Regions from separate parts of the Homo sapiens genome. Here region 2 is linked to region 1. Evidence: chromatin loops called from intact Hi-C (ENCODE). Cell type or tissue: endothelial cell of umbilical vein. All regions are shown on one strand.

The links. A loop is a pair of places that touch in the nucleus more often than their neighbours do. Peaks named below come from ENCODE experiments on the same cell type or tissue, not always from the same donor. Only the 100,000 strongest peaks of a DNase experiment are listed, where the experiment ranks them.
Region 2: a loop joins it to region 1, with 4 times the contacts of the local background. A loop is called at or near these places in 26 of 110 quality-filtered maps.

The regions. Positions count from the first base shown.
Region 1 is chr4:85,964,757-85,972,756 of GRCh38, reverse strand. ARHGAP24 (Rho GTPase activating protein 24) reads right to left here. Exons shown (of 10, transcript NM_001025616.3): 6 at 589-721. Among named protein-coding and RNA genes, the nearest start is that of MAPK10-AS1, 150 kb to the left of the region's middle. In endothelial cell of umbilical vein, a CTCF peak has its summit at 3,584 (motif pointing right); DNase peaks (open chromatin) are centred at 3,136, 3,596 and 6,066; H3K27ac peaks cover 1,287 bases.
Region 2 is chr4:86,039,480-86,047,479 of GRCh38, reverse strand. The region is part of intron 11 of MAPK10 (mitogen-activated protein kinase 10); the gene reads left to right. Among named protein-coding and RNA genes, the nearest start is that of MAPK10-AS1, 76 kb to the left of the region's middle. In endothelial cell of umbilical vein, a CTCF peak has its summit at 3,266 (motif pointing right); a DNase peak (open chromatin) is centred at 3,309; H3K27me3 peaks cover 621 bases.

The DNA of each region.
Region 1 (8,000 bases):
TGGGGAAAAAGGAGAATTAAGAGAGGGTATGGGGTTTATTTTGAGGCAATAAAAATATTGTAAATATTCTAAAATTAGATTTTGGTGATAATCGAATATCTCAGAGTTGCACAACTCTGAGAATATACTAAAAAACACTGAATCATACATTTTAAATGGGCGATTGTATTGTATAAAAATTATACCTTAACAAAGCTGTTTAAAGAAATAGCAGTAGGTAGGATTTTGTATAGAAGCCACTATTTGAAGTGGTTTGGGTCCACACGATTAAAAGATTATGAGACACAGCAGTCACTTCTTTTGTGTGATGTGTGGCCTGACATAGCACTGCATTTATCATTTAGGGAAAGAAAGCGGCAAGTCGTGCTGATTTAATTTATTCAGCCATATTCTTTTTTTTTGATCAGAGAGGGGATCGGAAATGGTGCTTGAGCTGTATACGGAAAGTCTCAGTGTGTGTGAGGTCAATTCAAAGGATAGTGGAGAGTAACACCGGGATAGGGCAATGGAAATTTACAGATTTAAGACTAAGAACACAGAAAAAAATTCCAAACAAAAGCTTATTTGGAAATAAATGCATCAACTTACTGCTTCCTCTTCCTTGCTGAGCAGTTTGGCACATGACAAAAAATCTTCATACTTCGCATAAGGAATAACTGGTTCTGGAAGTTCTCGGAGGTACAGCTTAAGAAGTGATGCCACCGTGTGTACATCTGTGTTGCTGTGGAGACAGAAGTGTGAAGATATTCTTTGGAGTAAACTTCATACCATTCTATTTATTGTTTTTCAAGAGCCCAGGAGTCAGAATTCTATCCAAGTTGGCAATTGAATGAATCAACCCAGTTTTCAGAGAGCACTCATTTATGTGATGCCTATTAGATGCCACCACAGGTGGGGAGAAGAAGGCCTAGAAGGATCTATAGAATCCTCAGTGTGAGAGTGGAATGATGGCTACCAGAGGTTGGGAGGGATAAGTGTATGTGTCCGTGGGTGGGGTGGGAGTGGGGATAGTTAACGAATACAAAATATAGTAAGGTAGAATGTATAAGATCTAGTATTTGATAGCACAACAGGGTGACTACAGTCAACAATAATTTATTGCACATTTAAAAATAACTAAAACAGTATAATTGGAATGCTTATAACACAAAGAAATGACTGCTTGAGATGATGCATAGCCCACTTACCCTGATGTGATTATTACAGACTGTAGGCCTGTACCACAATATCTCACGTAACCCATAAATATATACACCGACTATGTACCCATAAAAATAAAAAAAATTAAAGAACCCTCAGTGTGATTTGAACATTCAAGCATTTTTCTTTATGTGTATTTGATGGTAAGCAAAGGTGTTAACTTAAGAAAACAATGAGAATATATTAGATCTTAAATAAAATATACTGTAATAAAATTTACAAAAAAATACCAAATCTATAGATGGGTATATGTGTGTATTCAATATCAAAATGAATTACTAAATTCTCGCTCATCTCTCAAAATGTTGGACTCATTTTTGAGAAGGTGTTGGTGTTTGCCTATAGATACTCGAAGCTTAGCGTGACATGCTATAAATTTTTAACAGAGCTCATTTTGAAAATAATTGATTCTAAGCATAATTGCTTGTCTAATATTCTAAGATGGCTGGGAATCCTTAGAATGTTCTAGAAAAGAAGAGAAATGCTATAAAAATAAACAATGAAAACTTAACGTCCTTTACATAACTTGAATAATTTATTTGTATCCTCTTCTGAGTGTGAGTGGCAAGATAACTTACTAAAATATTAATTTATATTTTGTCTTCTGTATCTTATATTTCCTGTTAATCCATGAAGATGGATGATAGTAAAGACAGCAAGAATAGAGTTTTAATTTGTGTGTGGGAAGTTGTTTTGTTTTTGTATTTCAGGGGAGAATAAGCAAAAGTCTGAAAGGAGAGTTGATTCCTGGAACCGGGAAGAGTAGTAGTGAACAACTCAGGGAATTCTTTACCTCACTCCCAAGCTGTGCTGCAGGAAATGACATGTCCCCAGAGAGGTGTGCTCTGAGAAGTTGGGAGGCAGGCACTGGGGTTTCCTGCCTCAGTGAATATTCTCTTATCCCAGCGGTGGCATGGAAGCAGAGCCAACTGTATGAAATTATATGAGCTGAGACAATGGGCTTCTCAGCTCTCAATTTTGGGCCCATGGGCTGATTCCATCAAATATTTACTGCACATCTACTCCTAATGGGTATTATAGAAACCCCTGGGCTAGGACCTCAGGGGTTTAAATAAAAGAGGCATTATTCTAGCCTGCTCACTACTTGTACCCTAGTCAAGGCTGCAGATACTAAGCTGATAATAAGACAAGTATGTGATTACAAAATAAGGTGAGTGGAAATAAGGAAAATTATTGCATACTATCTAATAACAAGACAGGGTTTGGAGGTCTTCTCTGAGAAAATGATGTTGGAGCCAAGATCCGAAGGGTGTGTAAGGACAGAAGGCATTTCTGATCAAAGCAAGGGAGAAAAACAGCCTCAAGTGGGAGGAAGCCTCCTGTCCTTGCAGAATTGACAAAGGCTAAGAAGGTCAGAGCCCAGAGTGGAAGTGGGTAAGGTCTGAGCTGTAGGCAGCAACCTCATGGACCATAGGACTTCACCTCCTTCAGGGTAAGGACTGAGGTTTTCCATTTTGACATTGGGGTCTCTCAGAGCAGGCATAGTGTCAACTGTTTTATAGATGTTAAAATGATGGAAGTTATCTGAAAGGGCTTGTTTTAACTAGCTAATTTTATTTTCTTGATAATTAAATAAATATATGTTTTTCTTTCTAAAATTCTGAACTGATAAACACTATAGAAGAGGTCATCTTAAAACCTTGTAAAGAAAATAAAAATCGTGTTCCCAGGTCATCTTCAAAACTGCAATCCTCATTAATTCCTAAAACTAAATTCCAAAAAATTGTTTGAAAAGACAGACCTAAAATAGTCTCAATGGTAAGACAAGGAAGACACTAGTATTTTTGTTTGTTTTCTGACAAACCACCGTATTTCATGTGCATCAAAGCCTTCTGTGTTTTTCTTGCTATATCTGCCCCATGAAGGGACAGTCATTAGTAGTAAAAAAACCACAGCTTGGGGAAGGATATGCATAGCAGTCAAATATTCCAGTAAAGTATTTCCTTTTGATTCCACTCTAACCCAATCTACCATCATGACTCAGATTTGTTTGCCTTCAGAGTCAATGACAATTAGCCATAGGTAGTACAGAAAGAAAAGAATATAAAAATAAAATATAAAATAAATAAGTATATATTTCAATATACAGAGTATGTTATGTATAATTTGCATGACTATATAAACAGAAGCTATCAAATATTTATGAATAAATACAATAAATAAATGAGACAATAATGATAAACAAGAAACACATTTAACAAGAAATCTGCTGTAAAGTTTCATTGATGATCTATTTATTACATTGACTATTCCCAAACACACTGTTTTTAAGGTAACTTGCTTAGCACTTTACTGTTTTGCTTTTAATGAAGTGAAGCATTTTATAAACTATGGTATTGAGAAACTTTGAACACTAGATGGCGAGATTGCAAAGTTAGACAATGGGATGGTGTAAAAATTGTGAAGGATGAAGGGCCGCAGAATCATTCTTCCTCTACCAGCAATTTTCTTAGCACCAAAGCTGCAGTAATGTTCCAAGAATAGAAATATTTGAGCCATGAATCAAGGTAAGAAAGGTGGAGTGGGATGATTATTTTATTCCTTCCCAGAAGTGATACATTATAAGAGCTTTCTAGCATTATAGTATATATGCACACAGCTAATTATATAGAAATGATGAAGAAAAAATGAACAATTATATATATATTTTTTGATTAACAAAGGTTATTAACTTTTTGCTTAAAGGCTAAGATTTAAAAATTTATGACTCTCTTTTTGGGGCTTTATTAAACTTAGGCTACTCAGTAGAGATAGAGAGTTCTGCATTTTTCTAGAGTTTTCATTTTTGCTTTGTCCTTTCTCACCGAAGAAAATAATCATTTCTGGATAGAATCTAATATATTTTTCCAGTTCTGATTCACCTCAAGAGGTTCTCAGTCACATGTCCTAATTGTCAGCAGGCTACCTATTGCAATGGGGAAGTCTGGCGTTTCTCTGAAAAATATCTTTGTATGTTCAGTCTATAAAATAGCAACCCTGTCAATCATACTCTCTAGCCTTCTATCTCCTATTGAAAATCCACTACTTTGCCAAATTAATATTTACTTCAATATGTTTAACCAATTAATTAGATATCAATAATATGTGTTAATTGCCCAATGTGCCTAAAAGAAAGTGCCATCTTTGTCTCAGAGAAATACATTTCAGTCTTCACCAAAGTGAAGTGAAGTGACTGCACTGTGGCAAAAGTCTATGTACAATGGAGAATAAAAATCCTTCACCTAATAACAACAACACATCTGCAAACATCAAGGCCTCACTGAAGGCCAATGAGTAGGTTATGCTATTAACCCCATTTAGGGTACTTTAACAGGAAACTGCACAGACAAAAATTCTTTTTGGCTAATCACTGAGATACGAGATGCTGTAGAGTCATGCTCTTTGGTATGTTAAATAAAATTGAAACTGGCCCAAGGAGTCCTCCCTACAAGCTCCTAACTGCAACCTAACTCAGTACCAAAAACAAAGTGAAAACCTAACTAGGAACAAATAGCTGAGTTTCAGCCAATCACAGGCAGCTGTTCAAACCATGTATGAGATGCATGCCATGTAATGGGGCTGTCTCTGTACCTCGCTTCTGTTTTCTGTAGGTAACTTCTTTTTCTCTGCCTGTAAATATAACCTGCACATGTGGTAGGGTGGAACATTCTGAACCATTTTGGCCCAAACTGCTGTTAGATTCTAGAATCACAAAAAAAGCCAATGAAGATCTACTAAACTAGATTTGTTGTAATTCTGTCTTTTAACAGGTAGAAGTTCAAAACTATTTGCTAACGTAAAGTCATTATACAGACTCAAGTCCCTTTCACTCAGCTGGTAGTAGAGTCTTTTCAGAAGGTAAGATACATAATCAAGCACATTATATCCAGTGGTAGGAAAAAGGCAGCACAAGATAGGCCCAAAGATCTGAGTGAAAGAGCTATCAGACCAGGAGGAGCTTTGTAGCATATGTCCCTTAACTGAGCAACATATAAGTTTGGTTCTTATATTGTACTTGGACTTTACGTCTGAATCGTGTTTCCTCCTGGTTATTGCTTTTTTACAAACTTAAAGGGAGAATTACATGAGGCTTCCTATGATTGACTTAATTTTATATTCTGATAGGTCTACTTTGATCATTCTGGGATCAATCATTCACTCAACAAGTAGTTCCTGAACACCTATGATGTGCACAGCCTCATGCTAAATGCTAGGTGAAAAATAAATGAACAACATTTATTCTTCGTTTGAGTTTATATTTCTAACTGATCACCAACACTTTTCCACACCATGCCTCATTTTCTTCTACTTCGTAACACTTTCTGTATATTCTAACTGCTGAGTTTCTGCTAGGTATGTGAACTGAAGAATGTTCTTTATATTTCCTGGAAATTATCTGTCCTACTTATCATCTAGGTGCAACATAGGCCTCTTATTAATCTGAACAAGGATAAAGGAGTGTGACAAGAATCCCTCCTTGCTCATTCTCTATCCCCATTCCTCCTTTCCTCATAAACATACTTACACACACTGATAAATCCAAATGCCACCATAATTACAAGTATAATATTACACAGACAAAACCTTGGAACATTTAAGCCTCAAAATTAGAAATGGGAATTTTTCACTCTGAATACTATGTAGAGAATACGGTATAATCCCTTGGTTTAACTGAATAGAATGAATTTTCAATGCACCCACACAGGAAGTTATTAAAGATATTGTGAACTTATCTGCAACAAGCACAATGAGATGACCTAAAACTCACTTAGAATTAAAAAAATAATAATAATGTCATATCCATCAGCCTCCAGGGAGAACGTACATGAGACTGAAAGCATTTGGCAGTACTTCCAACACCAATGCTACCACGAAATGGTCTTGCTTAAGCAGTCCTCTGCTTTGCCTGCTGAGTTCAGCAAGACACAGAAAAGCAATTCCAAAGACACTAAGCAGCTCCAGACTAAATTCAGCATCTCTTTAAAAAGTCTGGTTCTGTTCAAACTTATTTTTTTATGTATCTGTCAAAACAGATGCACTTTTCAGCAGTGAAACTAGAATCTGGTTAAACTGTCATGGCTTATTGCACAGTTACATAAATGTCACCACTGAATTATATACAAAACCAAAGGACTGTTTCACCTCCAGGCTAAGTGCTGGACTACATTGAACTAGTGCTTGTCCCAGTAGAATTATCCTGGTTTAAAGCTACTGATGGCAGAGAACTGCATGATCCTGCTATGGTCTGAATATCCCTCCTATCCTCTTCGTACATCAAAGCCCTAACTCCTAATGTAATGGTACTTGGAGATAGGGCTCTGGGAGGTAATTAGGGTTAGATGAATTCATGAGGGTGCGGCCCTGGCCTGATGGGATTAGGGCTTTTATAAAATGAGACACTAAAAAGCTTGCTCTTTCTCTCTCCCCTTGTCCAAGAATCCAGTCAGAGACAGTTATCTGCAAGCCAAAAAGACAGCCTTCACCAGAGCACAACCATATTAACACCCTGATCTTAGATTTCCAATTTCTGGAACTGTGAAATGAGAAGTTTCTGTTGTTTCAAGCTACCAGTCTACAGTATTTTATTATGACAGTTTGAATTGACTAAAACAACCCCCAAGTCTACTTTTGGTGAGCTTGTCTATAAAACTGTTGATGGAACTGTCAGAGTACCAGGTAATGAAATGTTATTGCAAAAGCAGAAACATGCTTTCAGTTAATGTGAATTTATGGAAACACTCTCAGATAAACCAATGTGATATAGAAAACAAGGATTCACAACCTTGGCTGCACACTGGAATTACCTGAAAACTTTTTCTAATAATTGCTGACTAGGTTTTATACATTCTGGTATAATTGATCTGGGTTAAAGCTTTGGCATTGATATTTTATTCTCACATGCAGCCAATATTGAGAAACACTGATACAGAACATGTATTTGGAGTGGAAAATTCCAAAGGAGGGAATTCCAAAGAAAGGAGGGAGTTCCAATGTGTAATGGTCACGAGTTTAAATCTGAACATTTCTAACATCCATGGGAGCCTACTAGTTACATATTTGTCTTTCCAGTATTCCCCAGTGGAAGACGTGGTGGAAAGAACGTTGGTGGGGACATAGTGCCTGATATGATTTGGCTCTGTGTCCCCACTCAAATCTCATCTTGTAGCTCTCATAATTCCCACGTGTTGTGGGAGGGACCCAGTGTGAGATGATCGAATCATGGGGGCTGGTCTTTCCTGTGCTGTTCTCATGATAGTGAATGGGACTCATGAGATCTGATGGTTTTAAAAATGGGGAGTCTGCCTGCCCAAGCTCTCTCTTTGCCTGCTGCCATCCATGTAAGATGTGACTTGCTCCTCCTTGCCTTCCACCATGATTGTGAGGCTTCCCCAGCCATGTGGAACTGTGAGTTCTCCATGAAACCTCTTTCTTTTGTGAATTGCGCAGTCTCCGGTATGTCTTTATCAGTAGCATGAAAACAGACTAATATAGTGCCCAGCTTTACCAAACTGTCACATTGATCTTTTCTTTCCTCCCTCTAGAATTTCTTCTGTGTATAGAGGCATGTGTGTAGAGACTCCTCCCTTTCAATGCTAGTTTATCATGTACAAAGAATATTTGACAGTTTAATATACATTCACTCCAACATCCCATATGTGCAAGCGCATGCATGTGAGTACACACACACACACACGTATACACAAATCACTCTCTTTACGTATATAAGATACTCAATAATAAACAAATAAAAATAAAATACCTTGTAGTATAGCTGTAAGATAGAGATTACTTTGAGCAAT
Region 2 (8,000 bases), 75 kb before region 1:
TATCACCTTTAGGCTTCCCTTTTCCACTCTGCACCAGTATATGGCATCCTTGCGGTTTCCTTACCACACCAAGCAAGCTCCCCCTTTAGGGTCTTTGCATTGTATTTCCTTCTGCCTGGGACATTCTTCCTCCAGATATTCACATTGCTCCCTCCTTTACTTCATTCAAATCTCTGCTCAAATGTTACCTTCTCAAAGAAGCCTTTTATGACCATCCTTTCTAAAATAGTACTCTTCGGCCGCCCCCTTGCCCGTCATGTAACACACATTCGTGTGTAACCTGGCACTAAAACATAAGTAGATGACCTGCTTCTGGGTCAGGGTTTCATATGTAGCAGAGGGGATCCTTGCTGTGATCTATTGAAAGTCAGCCCTTGGTACAAGTGTTTGTAAAAATAATACTAATAATAGTTTAAAAAGTAAAACAAAAACAAAAAGAAAAAAACTAAAAAGAAAAAATAGAATAGTACTCTGTTACACTCTAGCCTCTTAATCTTTTTTCTCTATGTGTCACTGTTTGACATTATATATCTCTTTTTATTATCTGTCTCATCAACTAGAATTTAAGATGCGTAAAAAGAGAGACAGTGACTCTTTGGGGCACTGCTGTATCCCAACTACCTAGAACACTGTCTGGCCCTTAGTAGTCATATAATCAATATTTGCTGAATGAATGTATCTGTGTTTAGAATTGAAGACACTAAAGCTCAGGATGTTAATGGATGTTAAGCACATTGCCCATGATTGTGTGGCTAATATGTGTATATCAAAAGCTGGAATCTACTTTTTAAAAATTATTTGAGTAATGTCAGACATGTCATAATTTATTTCATCTCTTTACCTGACCAATTTTTCCGAGTTAATATATCGTAGATTTTTGAATGCAAATAATTGTTCTTCATCAATGGTTCATACTTGTTGGATATCTACTATGTACTATATACTGTGCTTCCATTTCTTCTAGATTTTCAATTGTATATCTAGAAAACCCCATTGTCTCAGCCCAAAATCTCAAAATAATAACAGCTATTTATGACAAACCCATAGCAAATATCATACTGAATGGGCAGAAGCTGGAAACATTCCCTTTGAAAACCAGCACAAGACAAGGATGCCCTCTCTCACCACTCCTATTCAACATAGTATTGGAAGTTCTGGCCAGGGCAGTCAGGCAAGAGAAAGAAATAAAGCGTATTCAAATAGGAAGACAGGAAGTCAAATTGTCCCTGTTTGCAGATGACATGATTGCATATTTAGAAAACCCCATCATCTCAGTCCAAAATCTCCTTAAGCTGATAAGCAACTTCAGCAAAGTCTCAGGATACAAAATCAATGTACAAAAATCACAAGCATTCTTATACACGAATAACAGACAAATAGAGAGCAGTGGTTTGTAGTTCTCCTTGAAGAGGTCCTTCACATCCCTTGTAAGTTGGATTCCTAGGTCTTTTATTCTCAATTCTTTGTCCCATGGTCTAGTGAGAAGATAAATAAGTAAATGTTGATGATACGTATTCCAAATTTTAAGCTTATTGTACATTGGAAACACATAAAAATAACCCAGTAATGTGGGTTACAGAAGGCTGCTTGGAGTGATTAATTTTCAAACAGGAACATGAAGGGCTAAAAAAGAAATTATCCAAGTGAAGAAAGGCAAGCAGAAGAAAGGGTATATGCAAAAATCCCAGGGTCAAGAGAGGGTGGAGAGAATTGCAAAGCTTTAAGCTTTCTGAGTGACTTAATGGAGAAGGGTGAGAAATTATTTTGGGCTGGTAAGCAGGGACCAGATAAGGAAGGAGTTCCCAAGCATTGTCATGTACCATGCATGCTATCCTAGGGTGAAGGGAAGCCATTCACTAGGAAGTGGGGCAATAGCATTAGCAGATTTGAAGTTTCAAAGGGCCACTGTCTGCAGTGTGGGACTGGAGTTGAGAAAAGGGAGCTAGAAGGCAGGAGGATAGATCTGTAGTAATCTAAATCACTGTAGACATGGGCAGAATATTCAAGAGATGTTTAGAAGCTAATAATTGACATGAATTGTAAATAATTAAATTTGGAATTTAAGGGAGGTGGAATTCAAAGATGAGTAATATCATATGGTAGAGGGTTAATAAATATGTGTTAAATGAACGAATGAAGAAAGAAAGATTCCTGACCAAGGCACTGGGTGATTGGTGGTGCAATTACTGAAACTTTTCAGTTAAAGAACCATAGAAAATTTTAATTTCCAAGGAGCAGGAAAGAGAAATTTCATTTTCAAGACATGATTACACTTTTTGATGGTGTAGAGCTAATAAATAAATCTGAGAAAACTACAGAACAGAATGAAAAATAGAGAAAACTGAATTCAACTTCTTTGCCAAACCACTGGAGCATTATGTAATTAAGCTTTCTAATTACACTCAGTTCAGATCATAATTAAAATTTGCATTACTAGCTTTCAAAGGTTCCTCTGGTCACCTAATGCTATGATGTCTCTAAGCAACATTAGTGCTTTCCATTTATAACACATTATAATTCCATGCTTTTCGCATTGCAAGTACTTAAGAAAGTTTTGTTGAATTACCTGGTATGATATTTGTTGAACATTTGGAACTAGTTTCTCTTGAATAAAGCAGTAGATGAAAATCTTTCATTGCAAACTGAGTGACTTGCTCAAGGTCACTCATCTTACTAGTGCCAGAGTCAATGGTGCTTCAGTGCTCTTTCCATTGTTCCTTTCAGAAAACCTGTGACGCATTATGAGGCTCAGAGATTCTCCCTGCTCACTTTAGTCTACGGACTGCATTTGATTATGAGACACAAATCTTGTGTCCACTTTGATTACAATTCACAAATTTCTTTGTCCTGTTCTTTAAAATCATAGTATATGATATATCTGTCCAGAAATCATTGTATTCTACCAAGAACTAGATGCCATTAAAGATTGAGAGAAAATCACCTACTTTCTCTAGAATGTTTTCTTTTGCGTCTATACAAATGAAACATAACTAGGCAAATGACAAGACTTGCTTCTCTACTGTATAAGTGGTTAGAGCAGAGGTCTTAATCTTTGCTGCATGTTAGAATCATTTGGGAAGTTTAAAAATATCCTGACACCAAGGCCTCACCCCAGAACAATTAAATCAGAATCTCTGAGGTGGGATCTAGGCAGCAGTATTTTTAAAACTCCCAGATGATTTCAATGTGCAGCCGTAGCTGAACCATAAACTAGAGCAATTTAATTGAAAATGATAAATATGCACACAAAGCACCTCTTAATGTTTTCATTTTTTCTTGCCACAAGGTGGCAGCATCACAATATATTGCACATTCTCGCCCCTCTGAGTGGACGTGGAAATTTGTATCTAGAATCCTGATTAACAGCATTTCAAGAGCCCCGTCAGCTAGAGATAAAGTCGCCTTTTTCCCTGCTGTTCTCTGTTGCTTTGTTTGCCTAATAAAACGTTAAAATATATTTCAATAGGTTGAATTAGTAGGAACTATAAGCCTGGGGTGGAAAAATGCAAAGAACACAGACATTGTATTCAGTTAGATTTGGGTTTAAATATGGCCTCTGCTACTAACTCATAGATTTTTAAATCTTTGTGTGCCTCAGTTGCATACTTGGAATAGGAGGTTTGTCACAAAGACTAAATGAGATAATATATGAAAATCCACTTTCTACGAATGGTAGTAGAATGATGAAGATGTTGAGAAGAAAACATGATAATGCTGTGATGGAGTCATTTACACAAGATCCAGGAAAACCCAGGACACTGTACTCTTTTATTTATAGCCTTTGTTTTCTGCATGTGGGTCTCTTCCTTCTCTGTGTGTGTCCTATGTTTCAGTTTCCAGTGGCAATTACTTCTTACAAATAAACATGTTCTAGTCTCTTTCATTTCAAAGAACAAAGAATCAAAGCAAACCTTTATTTTTAACTACACTTCTACCTTTAGCAATGGAAGTATGACTTATAGCTTTATAGCCAAGTCTCTATAAAACATTAGTCCTTGTTTACTCACAATTACTCCAGTTCACTTTTTAAACATTGACACTGCTTTCTCTAAATTCACCAGTGGCCTCTTAGGTGCCAAGTCCAAAAAAATGGGTATCTCATGTATTTGCCCATTTGAATAAGCTGACAACACCTTCCTTTCTGCACCCCTGCATGTTAATTTCTGTGGTGGCAGCACACCTGTTCTCCTGCAGCCTCCATTGCTCAATGTGGGTTGTTCTCTCTTCCCTTAGAATTGTGCATCTCAGAAATTTTTTCTTTATAGCCCTTATTTCTTTTCTCTCTGGGAGTCTTATCTTCCACCACAGCCTTAATTTTAATTATCATAAATGGCTCAATTCTACACATCGTCCCATAGAGCTGGCCTGAGTTCCAGATGTATAAATCTAACAGTCACTGGAATTGAAATTGGCATTGCAAAATCAACATATTAAATATTAAACTGGCCATATCTCCTCTCTACACCAAATCTATGCTTCCTCCTTCCAATTCATGGCACTACTTTCTATCCAGGTTTTCATCTGGATAATGAGATACCTTGGAGTCTTTTCTTTCTATTCCCTCAGCCCCCTTCACATCCAAGGTGACTGGAAAATTTAATCAATTTGCATTCAAGGTAATTATTAATAGGTAAGGACTTAATACTGCCATTTAGCTCATTGTTTTCTGGTTGTTTTGTAGGTTCTTTGTTCATTTCTTCCCCTCTTTTTTTGTCTTTTTTTTCTGATAAAATAATTTTCTCTGGTGGTATGCTTTGATTCCCTACTTTGTATCTTTTTTGTCTCTACCATAAATTTTTACTTTGTGGTTACCATGAGAATTACAAAAACATCTTATAGTTATAACAAGCTACTTTAAGCTGATAACAACTTTTTGCTTGCATTTTTAAAAAACTATACTTTTACTCCACCATTCCTCCCACATTTAAAATTTTTGATGTCACAATTAACATATTTTTATATTGTGTATCCCTTAACACTTTTTTTTAAAATTTTACTTTAAGTTCTGGGATACATGTGCAGAACGTGCAGGTTTGTTACATAGGTAAATATGTGCCATGGTGGTTTGCTGCACCTATCAACCCAGCTTCTAGGTTTTAAGCCCAGCATGCATTAGGTATGGTCCTAATGCTCTCCCTTCCCTTGCCCCCAACCCTCTGACAGGTCCTGGTGTGTGATGTTCTCCTCCCTGTGTCCATGTGTTCTCATTGTTCAACTCTCACTTATGAGTGAGAACACGCAGTGTTTGGTTTTTTGTTCCTGTGCTAGTTGTTAGTTTGCTGAGGATGATGGCTTCTAGCTTCATCCATATCCCTGCAAAGGACATGAACTCATTCTTTTTTATTGCTGCATAGTATTCCAAGGTGTATATGTGCCACATTTTCTTTATCCAGTCTATCATTGATGGGCATTTGGGTTGGTTCCAAGTATTTGCTATTGTATATAGTGCTGCAATAAACATATGTGTGCATGTGTCTTTAGAACAGAATAATTTAGAATCCTTCGGATATATACCCAGTAATGGGATTGCCGGGTCAAATGGTATTTCTGGTTCTAGATCTTTGAGGAATCACTACATTGTCTTCCACAATTGCTGAACTAATTTACACTCCCAGCAACAGTGTAAAAGCGTTCCTGTTTCTCCACAGCCTCGCCAGCATCTGTTGTTTCCTTTTTAATAATCACCATTGTAACTGGCATGAGATGGTATCTCACTGTGGTTTTGATTTGCACTTCTCCAATGACCAGTGATGATGAGCTTTTTTTCACATGTTTGTTGGCCACATAAATGTCTTCTTTTGAGAAGTGTCTGTTCATGTCCTTCGCCCACTTTTTGATGGGGTTGTTTGTTTTTTTCTTGTAAATTTGGTAGATTCTGGATATTAGACCTTTGTCAAATGAGTAGATTGCAAAAATTTTCTCCCTTTCTGTAGGTTGCCTGTTCAGTCTGATGATAGTTTCTTTTGCTGTGCAGAAGCTCTTTAGTTTAATTAGATCCCAATTGTCAATTTTTCTTTTGTTGCAATTGCTTTTGGTGTTTTAGTAATGAGGTCTTTGCCCATGCCTATGTCCTGAATGGTATTGCCTAGGTTTTCTTCTAGGGTTTTTATGGTTTTGGGTTTTACATTTAAGTCTTTAATCGATCTTGAGTTAATTTTTGTATAAGGTGTAAGGAACGAGTCTGGTTTCAGTTTTCTGCATATGGCTAGGCAGTTTTCCCAGCATCATTTATTAAATAGGGAATCTTTTCCCCATTGCTTGTTTTTGTCAGGTTTGTCGAAGATCAGGTGGTTGTAGATGCCTTAACACATTATTGTAGCTATTGTTATTCTTAGTAGTTTTTTTCTTTTCACCTTCATGGTAAAGATATAGGTGAATTACATACCACCATTACAGTATTAGGGTGTTGTGAGTTTGACTGTGTACTTATCTTTGTAAGTGAGTTTTACACTTTCACATGTTTTTGTGTCACTAATTAGAATGCTTTTCTTTTAGCCTGAAGAACTCTCTTAAGCATCTTCTTGTGAGACAGGTCTGGTGGTGAACTCCCTCAACTTTTGTTGTGGAAAGACTTTATCTCTCCTTTTCTGAAGGACAACTTTGTGGGGTACAGTATTCCTAATTGATAGTTTTTTTATTTTATTTTAACATTTTGATTATGTTGTCCCATACACTCCTGGCCTGTAAGGTTTCTGCCGAAAAATCTGCTAGCTTGATAGGAACATTCCCTTAAATGTTATTTGCTTCTTTTCTCTTGGTGCCTTTAGGATCCTTTCTTTGTCTTTGATTTTTGTTGATTTCATTATGATATATCTTGGTGTAATCTTGTTTGAATTGAATCTGATTAGAGAACTTTAACTTTCCTCTACGTGAATATGTCTTTCCCAAGATATGAAAACATTTCTGTTATTATTTCCTTAAACATACTTCCTACCCCTTTGTCTTTCTCTTCTTGAACTAAAAAATGTGCTCTTTTGATGCTCTCCCATAAATCACATAAACTTTCTCTATTTGTTTTCATTTTTTCTCTTCTGACCATATATTTTTAAATAACTTGTCTTCAAGGCTACAAATTCTTTCTTCTCCTTCATCAATCCTACTATTGCATTTTTCATTCATTCATTATATTCGGCAATAGGATTTCTCTTTGTCTTTGAAAAATAATTTCAATCTCTCTATTAAATTTGTTTTATTTATTGTTTTCTTGATTTTATGAAATTGTTTCCCTGTAATTTTTTTGAAGTTTGTTGAGCTTCCTTAAAACAATTATTTTGACTTTTTTGTCTCTTAGTTTATATATTTCCACTTCTCTTGACTCAGCCACTGGGAGATTTTTGTATTTTTTTGGTGGTTTATGTCACCTCAGCTTTTCATGTTTCTTATTTCCTTACACTGATGTCTGTGCATCTGAAGAAGTAAGGGCTTATTCCAGTCTTTGCAGACTGGCTTTGTCTGGGAAAACTCTTTATCAGTCAGCCTTTCCATAGAACCTGTGCATGCCATTTGGTGTCGTCTAAGGGTAGGCCTGCTGTTGGAGTCCTCAGGTAGGTTGGCTGGGCTTGGTGTCTGGGTGCCTGGGTCAGCAGGTGGGTGGGTCTATAGGGTTGGGCCTAAGTCTAGATCCACAAGTGTGGACCTATTGATTGAGTCCCCATGGATAGGCCTGAAACCTGGGTACACAAGGGCAGACCTGACGCCTATGTCTGCAAATATTTGCCTACATCTGTAGAGGCTGGCCTTATCCTTGGGTCCACAGGGGGCTACTTGGCTCTGGGATTGGCTTTGAGTCTGAGTCTGCAGGAAATAGTCAGTTACTGGGATGGATCTGATGTCCAGGATTATAGGGGACAGCCCAGTGCTGGAGAAGTTCCAGAGGCTGGGCTGCTAAGGTAGACCTGGCAGTAGAGTGGCCCAGAGACCAAGTCTGCTGTATAGACCTTGAGTCTAAGGCTATAAGCCCCTGATCAGTGCTGGGAAAGGTGTGGAAGCTCAGTCCACAA